Regions from separate parts of the Homo sapiens genome. Here region 2 is linked to region 1. Evidence: chromatin loops called from intact Hi-C (ENCODE). Cell type or tissue: dorsolateral prefrontal cortex. All regions are shown on one strand. Links, peaks and the distances in the headings refer to the core of each region. The heading gives the core; the rest is flanking DNA.

Region 1 (4,128 bases), core at 552-3,051:
TCCGGAAACCCTAGGGTGTCTGAACATCACCTGGGGAGTTGGGGCTATCGTAAAGCCTCCCTTTACTCTCCAAATTTGGAAGGAAGAGTAACCGAGAGTGAAGGGAGAATCCCTGAATTGCCTCTGAATGCTGCATAAGCTTCCTTCATTCTCTCCTCTTCCAGGAAAAGCTGAGCTGCCTCGCCTGAGCCGGCTATCACCACTGAAGTGGGCTAAGAGACCCAAGTAGGAGCTGGGCTTGGCCAGAAGTTTTGGGGCCCAGGTGACCTGAAAGAGACCCCGGAGGGGACAGCCTTGGCTCTTTCTTCTGCGCTCCCTTCCAGTCAGCTTTCCCGGCTTTGAAGGCTGGGAGCTGCTGCTAACACTTCAAACTAGGCGGACAAGAAGGGAGCCGGGCGATCAGCTCCGGAGCCTCCCCTCCTCCCTTACCCATCCCCAACTCCCGGCCACACTCTTCCCAACCCGGCTTCGCCCAGGGCCCCGGTCACTTATGTTAAAGTTCACAGGCGTTAAATTAAAATGTCAGAGTTATAAACTGGTCGACTACCCCGGGGAGTTTCGGATTTGGTTTGAACAAGCAGCCGGTTCCCCCAGAGCTCCGGGATTTTCATTTCTACATCCCCTGGTGGGAAGCAGGCATGAAGCGGGGTATGTATGAGTGCAGAGGCATGCACATCCCGGGCCTGCCTCCAGCCGGGTACGCGGATTCGGGTGAGCTGTGTATTTCCACAGCACCTGAAGCAGCAGGCGAGGGGGACGGGTGCTTTTGAGTCCTTGACAGTAATGGACACATTTCCTTAGCTGAGCGCCCTTCGGGGTCTAGTGTGCTCAGAGACTCAGTGAAGATCCTGCTACCCCAGTCTTGGCACAGCGCGGGGAGCCTCTGCGCATCATGCGCTTCGGGGTGCATCTACGGTATGTCACACAGCCACCCGCACCGAGAGTCTTTCCAAACCTCCGTGTGTGCAATATGCAACAACGTGCGCGTGCGGAGCTGAAAGGGCACAAGACACTCCAGGCTCCCACACGTATGGAGACGGATCGGCTGCGTGTCCACACCCCGTTCGTCCCTGGTCCATTCGTGCCCATCTCAGAAGATAGATTAAACATAATAATAATAATAATTATTATTATTATAATCAAAGCTTCTTGACTAGTTGGGAAAGTGGAATTTAGAGTGGTTTCCAGTTGAAAGCAACGAGGCAAATTGAGGAAGTCAAGAGAACTGGGGAGGAGGAGAGGAAGGAGGGAAGGAAGAAGCTAAGGGAGGTGGCCGCGGAGCTTGGCGGACCCCCTTACCTTGGGCGGCGGAGCCAGTGCCGCTGGCGCTGAGCAGGGCCAGGGCAGGTAGCACGAGCATTTGCAGCAAGTATCCCAGTCCCAGTCCGCAGCGGGCCGCTGTCGCCCGCAGACCTTTCCTCATCGTAGACAGAGGTGTGCCGGGGGGAGGGGAGGGGGACAGAGAGACGCGCAAACAGCTGAAAGCCCCACTGGGCAGAAGCTGAATCCGTGCACCGCGAAGCAGTCCGAAGAAATAACGACAACCAAGCGCCACACTCCACTTTCTCCAAAGGCAGGGGCCAAAAGGGGGAGGAGAGGAGACGCCGAGGAGGAGTTTGAAGGTCCCTCTTTCCCAATGCCTTCTAACTGACGTCTCCCGCGAGCGACTGCTCTGCCCCCACTTGGGAAGTCCAGGGAGGCGCAAGGCGGCCACCTCCGCCGCTCCCCCCAGCAGCAGGAGCAGCCGCAGCTCCGCCGCACGCCGAAGTCTGGACTGCTCTCCGGGTCCCCTCGCCTGTGAGGAACACACACAGACACCGGGGGTGGGGGTGGGGGTGGGGGTTGAAGTGGGGGGAGTTGGAGGAGGAGGGAACGGAGGGAGGAAGCTTGGGCACCGTCAGGCGCTCTGGTCTCCAATCTCAGTGTTCTCACGCCGGCGGAGAGATGTCCCGGCTGTCGCTGCTGGGTGGCCAAGGAGGTTCACATCCTAGAGTAGGGCGCACGGGTGCGCGAAGGCGCTCGCCAAGGAGGCGTAGAGGGCGCAGCACAACTCCTCTGGGGGGTAACCGGGGGCGGGAGCACGCCCGCCCGCCTTATGTAAGCAAGGATTGCAGGGAGATCAGCGCCCAGGAGACCAGCTGTGGGTTTGCCCGCTGAAGCCGAGGCGAGACAGACCAGGGGACGAAGCGGCTGCGGAGAGTGGCAGCGCGCCTGCCTCCCGCGGTGCGCCAGACCTGGACGCCGGGAGTGCAGCGGGCGCGCCCCGGGCCACTAGGCTGTGTCCAGTGGAGCTCAGCCTGCCGCCTGCCACCTTCTTCGCCGCGCCGGCAAAGCCTCAGCCGAATTCCCTAGGACTGGACTCGGTCTACGACTTCGGGTCTCGCGGTTGACGAAGCCGGTGCGGGCTCGAACTGAAGTCCTTCTTGGTTGGGGAAGAAGGCATGAAGCTTTTGCACTGCCCCAGCCGGCTGCTGTCCTGGGGTTGTCAGCGCCAGTCAGACTGCTTTATGTTCTGAGCGCGTATGACCCCTTTGCAGTGGAACAGAAACTAAAAGCTCGACGGAAACTCATTCTGCAACAGTGCTTTCTTTGCGTGCATGTTGGTGGCTGACAAGGGTGGTGATGCGATACCGAGAGAAACTCTCTTAGAAAAAAAAAATGCAAAGCAAAATTTGTAGATACTCAAAGTGATGGTGGAGCCTATAACATGTTTTTCAAATTTCTAATAGTGTGTGTAAGAACTCGAGCTGCTATGAATTTGTTTACCTTTCTACAGGAAATAATTGTCTACGTAGCTGGGTTGTGAATCCCTGTGGTCATGATGGAGGGATGCAAGATTGGGTGGGTAAAATAAGACTAGACAAAAGGAAAGTGAATTTATTAAAAGGTCAACACACAGACACAGACAACATTTTGGGAAAAAGAAAATCACTTCCCAAGATTAGCATGTCTTTAAACTAATAATACATCAGGGAATTTTATGCTCTTGGTGCCAAGGGGGCCATGTGTAAACACGCATGCACACACACACGCAGGAAACATGAGGTCTAATTTTGGCTGTGGTCATAACTACTCTGTTACCCTGGGTAAGTCAGGTAACCTGTGAATGTCTCAGTTTCTTCATTTGTGAAATATTTTGATAGTTTCAAAGTTCTCTTAAGTTCTAACATTCTATGATTCTGCCTGCACAGCCCCATCTAGGCAATAAGACCTATCTCGGATGAATCAGGGAGATCCGAAAAGGTAGTATTTGCCAAAGACATTGACAAAACTGGCCACTTCTTATTTCTGTGGAGACTCTGTCCACCACACAAAACCCTTCTTCACTCTCTTCATCTTCTCCATACCAAGACATCAAGATATTTGACAACAGGGTGGGTGCTGGCACCAGACTGTCTGCCTTCAGTTCTTAGCATTTCTTATTACTTGACTGATATTGAACATTAAAGCTAGGTGCCTCTCTTCCCTAATTTGTAAGATGGGTCTAGTAACAGGAACTATCTCATAGGGTTATTTGAGGATTATGTAAGTTAAACATATGTAAAATGCCTGACGCCAAAATTGTAAACTGCTGTTCTTACCATTGATGAAAAATTCCCATTAGCCTCATGCTATCTACACCAGTGCTGTTCAGCAGAAATTTCTGCAATGAAGAACATGTTCATATCTGTACTTTCTGAGGTCGTAGTTATGAGATACATGTGGCTACTTGCATGCAATGTGGCTAGTGTGAATTGGAAATTTTTATTTAATTTTAATTTAAATAGTCACATGTGGCCAGCAGCTACCATATTTTATGGTGTATCGAGGCCACTAATAACTTGTCAAGTATTTTGAGAATGACTTCACAAGGGATTATTATTATACTTTATATTTATATGTACAATTTTACTAAGAAGGACAACAGCTTAAGTACTAAGAAATCTCCACACATACTCACCATCACATCAACGACATCCAAAAGTTATTTATTTACAATTTTATTGCCTGTCTTCTTAAATTAGAATTTAACTCTTTTAAGACAGAGATTTTGCCTTTGTTCATTATTTCAACCACAGCTCCTAAACTGAGCCTGATATATAGTTGGTACTCAATCAATATTGACTGATTTCCTGCCAAAAAAGCTCA
Region 2 (4,128 bases), core at 509-3,008, 300 kb after region 1:
TAAGGCTATTTTACATATGCAATATACAGAAATAATTTTTAAAGTTTTTCAATAGATTCTTTTGATGACAGCAAAAATTAAGATACAAATAATTGATTAGAAATGAAACCATCCCTAAATCAAGATACATAGATATTGTACTTCACTTCAGGGAAATAATCCAAATTTTGTTGTTAGAGGAATAAAGCATGTTTGTCACAACACAATATATGTTATCAAATTCCATTAAAGAAGGAGGTTTTCAATGTTTTCTATATTAAACAATGTTCAGATTTCTTGCATACATTGAGTAATTATAATCATATCACTGGTTACGCACAATTCTGTAATCATGCAAAACAAAAAAAAGCAACCGAAAAATTCAAACATGTTGTTTTCAATTAGGTCAAGATTTATTGCTTGACTAATGATAGCAATAATTTATCAAGCTGTAAACAAGAGAGGTGTAGAAATCTAGCAATTGGATTCTATTTCTTGTCTATAGTACTGGGTTACTCAATCTGTTTTATCCTCACGTTAAAATACCTACTAAGTTATGATAGTCATAATAAGAATTTCACTGCTGCAGCAAAGCTAGACTATCTGCGAAAAGGAAGAGTTCCTAATTTCTTAATCTTTATGATATGTTATAATGATAAAATATCATGTAGTGTGTGTGGAATGGAATAAGAAAGAAAGGAGCTTAAAGATTTATAAAGGGTATACTAGATTAGAATTACATTTTTTAAAAAAAAAATGGACATGTCTTCCCATCTAGTGTACAAAAACCAGAGCATATGGTTACAAAAATTTAACTTGAAATTTTGTAAGAGCTATGTTTTAAAAATTGAAACATAATTTTATAATTGAAATATAATTTTTACATATGCAATATACAGAAATAATTTTTAAAGTTTCACCCTTCTAAAAGTGCACAAGTCAATGATTTTAGTACATACACAAGACTATGCAATCACCACTGTCTAATTCTAGAATATTTTTATAATTCCCATTTTCAGTCAATCCTATTTCCCCTGGCAACTACTAATCTACTTTTTGTCTCTAGATTTGCCTATTCTGGACATTTCATATAAGCCACACAATATGTTGGTCCTATATGACTGGCTGCTATCCCTTAGCTTAATGTTTTCATGTTTCGTCCATGCTGTAGCATGTATCAGTACTTTAGTCTTTTTATGGCTGAATAACATTTCCATTTTATTTATCCACAAGTTATTGAAGATTTAGAATTTTTTTTCTACTTTTTGACTATTATGAATAAAGTGTTGCTGAGAAAAAATTCAATCACAAAGACAATAACAATTTTCAATGTATTGGCTAATGCAAACAATATCCCTTACGATGCAATCCCTTTTGATTATAAACAAATAATGATGAAGAAAAGTGTTAAAATACTTTAAGCCTGATATTTATCAACTTACATAATCTATTGCTCCAGTTGGATTTAGAATTACAATTTTAGATTTGCATAAAATTTGAGAACAGTATGCAGATGTACCACATGCCCTGCACCCAATTTCCCTTTTATTAACATTTTATATTAGTTTGTGGCAAGGAAAGAGTAAATTCAGCAGGCTTGAGTTACTCAAAGCCTGCACATTTAAGGAAAGACCTCTTTTCACACTCCTGGGAGATAATCTCTGAACACCTTGGAATATTCTACCTGATATGAATGTTTTTGTGAGCCTCAGGCCTTGGGCCATACTATGCCAATATGACCAGATTAGCTTATCTTAATGATGTGTCCCTCTTTTACTCCATTGAGAAGATATACCTGGAAACTTCTGCCTGCTTTCTCTTGAACTTCTCTTCATGTGTCTTTTTCCTTTCCTAATTTTAATTTGTATCCTTTCACTGTAATAAACCATAAGAAAAAACAATCCAGTTTTTTTAATTATACAGAATAAGAAGCTATATATAAAAGAGGAGGTCCAGAGATATTAAGTGGCTAATTCAGGTTCACATAGTAAGTGATAGTGATAGCTATTGTTATCAGTCCATTCTCATGCTGCTATAAGGACATACCCGAGACTGGGTAATTTATAAAGGAAAGTTTAGTTGACTCAGAGTTCAGCATGGCTGAGGAGGCCTTGGGAAACTTAACAATCATGGCGGAAGGGGAAGCAAACACATCCTTCTTCACAAGGTGGCAAGAAAAAGAATGGGAGCAGAGTGAAGGGGGAAGCCCCTTATAAAACCATCAGATCTCCTGAGAACTTACTTACTATCATGAGAATAGCATGGGGGAAGCCACCCCCATGATTCAATTACTTTCCACCAGGTCCATCCCATGACATATGGGGATTATGGGAACTACTACTGAAGATGAGATTTGGGTGGGGACACAGCCAAACCATATCAGCTACTAATCATAGCCACTATTCTATTTTACTAGACTGCTTTTGTGTACAAGACACTATGCTTAGTATTTTGTATACATTGTCCCACTTGATGTTTACAATATCCACATAATATAGGCATTATAATCTACATTTTACGAAAGAGGAAATTGAGGCACAAGTAAGTTGCTTAAGATTTTGCAGTTTACAAATGGAGGATGCAGGATTAAAAGCCAGGCAACAAAATCCATATTTTGAAAATTACTTTTTTGTACTGCTTTGTACAGTAATAACCAACCACAAAATCTGTTCTAAAAAGGTTCATTAATAAATGAATGAATACAATTAAACTAGAACTAAGGGATTTTATCAATTACTATGAACTGAGTCTAGATTGCAGGCCTAGAGTAGAAACACATAGACCAAGATTGGGAGGAAAACAGACACAGGATATAGGAAGTAAGGCAGAGTAAATATAGCCACAAAAGTTGTGATATTCATCCCATTAAGAAATTGGATATATGTCCCTTCCTCTTGAATCTGAGTGAGCTTATGCCACTCTGAACAACAGACACCAGCAGAAATGACACTGAAATGCAGTTTCAGGGCCCAGGATATGAGAAACAGGCAGCTTTTGCTTCATATCTCTTGGGAACATTCTCTCTAGGAGCTGTGATTCTCCACTTTAGAAGTTCAAATACACTGAGAACCTCTTGCTAGCGAGGGCATGAGCAGACACTCTGATCACCAGTCCTGGCTGATCTCTGCCTTGCAGCCAAAGCTACAAAGGCAACAGACTCTCAGTGAGGCTATCCTAGACCTTCCAGACAGCCCATCTACTAGCTGAAAGCTAACGAGGGATGTCTGGCAAAACAGTACAATCGAAACCAAACTCTCCCCAGATTCCCAATGTACAAAATCACAAGGAAAAATAAAAATGGTTGTTTTTAATATTCTAATTTTTGAAGTACTTTGTAGCGATAGATAGCCAGAATAAAAAGGGAGTTTTGACTCAGCAGAAATTAGAATTACATTGCTTATTCAAAGCCAGGGATCTCGGGAGAATAGGTGAAGTTTAGTAAACCAAGTCAGAATCAGAAAGCCCAAAGGATATTCCACTGCATAGGTTCATAATTTAGAAGTACCAAGGGAGAAGAGATGGGAATCCAGTAAAAAGAGGGCAGCCCAGGGAAAAAAATGACAACTGTTAAACATATAATTTTACACCATGTGGGGCTGGTTTCCAGATTAACTAGAATACCTACAACATGCGTTTTGAGGTTTTTAGAGTAAAATGTTGCCAACCATAGGTTTGGAAACACATTGCAGATTATATTTGCAATTTCAGCAACTTAGATTTGGCTGAGTCCAGGCAGAAGTTTTCTGATTAATGAGTATTAGGCCTTAATGGGTCAACTCCAGCACTTGAAATGCCAAGGAAGTGTATGAACACTTCGTTGGATGTGCACAGCTCTTTGTGACTATTCTAGCTAAGTAGTAAAGAGGAATCCAGGTAGCCAAGGGCTCGAGAATATAGAACCTGAGAAGCAAAGAGGGAATGAAGTCAGGAACCCAGCCAAGTTAATAGCCATTAGACAAAGAAACAGAAGACTAAATCGGAGGGTAGGGGAAAGAGCGGACTTGAATAATGAACAAGGGTAAGGGAACTAGAATTAGGAGTTGGCATTTGGTGAGCTTTGTGCTATCACAGGAGTCAATACCTACTAGATGGATTGAATCAGTGGTATCTCATGTCTTGACTGACTCTTTAGAACCTAATGCTTCCTAT

The links. Hi-C counts contacts between places; a loop is a spot of excess contacts. Peaks named below come from ENCODE experiments on the same cell type or tissue, not always from the same donor. Only the 100,000 strongest peaks of a DNase experiment are listed, where the experiment ranks them.
Region 2: it touches region 1 in a loop (3-fold over the local background); 2 of 110 quality-filtered maps call a loop at or near these places.

Annotation. Positions count from the first base shown.
Region 1 is chr4:95,547,435-95,551,562 of GRCh38, forward strand. UNC5C (unc-5 netrin receptor C) reads right to left here and starts at 1,539. Exons shown (of 16, transcript NM_003728.4): 1 at 1,300-1,539. The coding sequence starts at 1,423. UNC5C-AS1 (UNC5C antisense RNA 1) reads left to right here and starts at 1,714. Exons shown (of 5, transcript NR_183914.1): 1 at 1,714-1,797. RefSeq lists an enhancer at 1,981-2,110. In dorsolateral prefrontal cortex, for the core only: CTCF peaks have their summits at 1,684, 1,908 and 2,126; DNase peaks (open chromatin) are centred at 877, 1,677 and 1,867; H3K4me3 peaks cover 2,500 bases; H3K27ac peaks cover 2,500 bases.
Region 2 is chr4:95,842,971-95,847,098 of GRCh38, forward strand. No RefSeq gene overlaps it. Among named protein-coding and RNA genes, the nearest start is that of PDHA2, 4.9 kb to the left of the region's middle. In dorsolateral prefrontal cortex, for the core only: no CTCF peak of the experiment used is centred there; no DNase peak of the experiment used is centred there.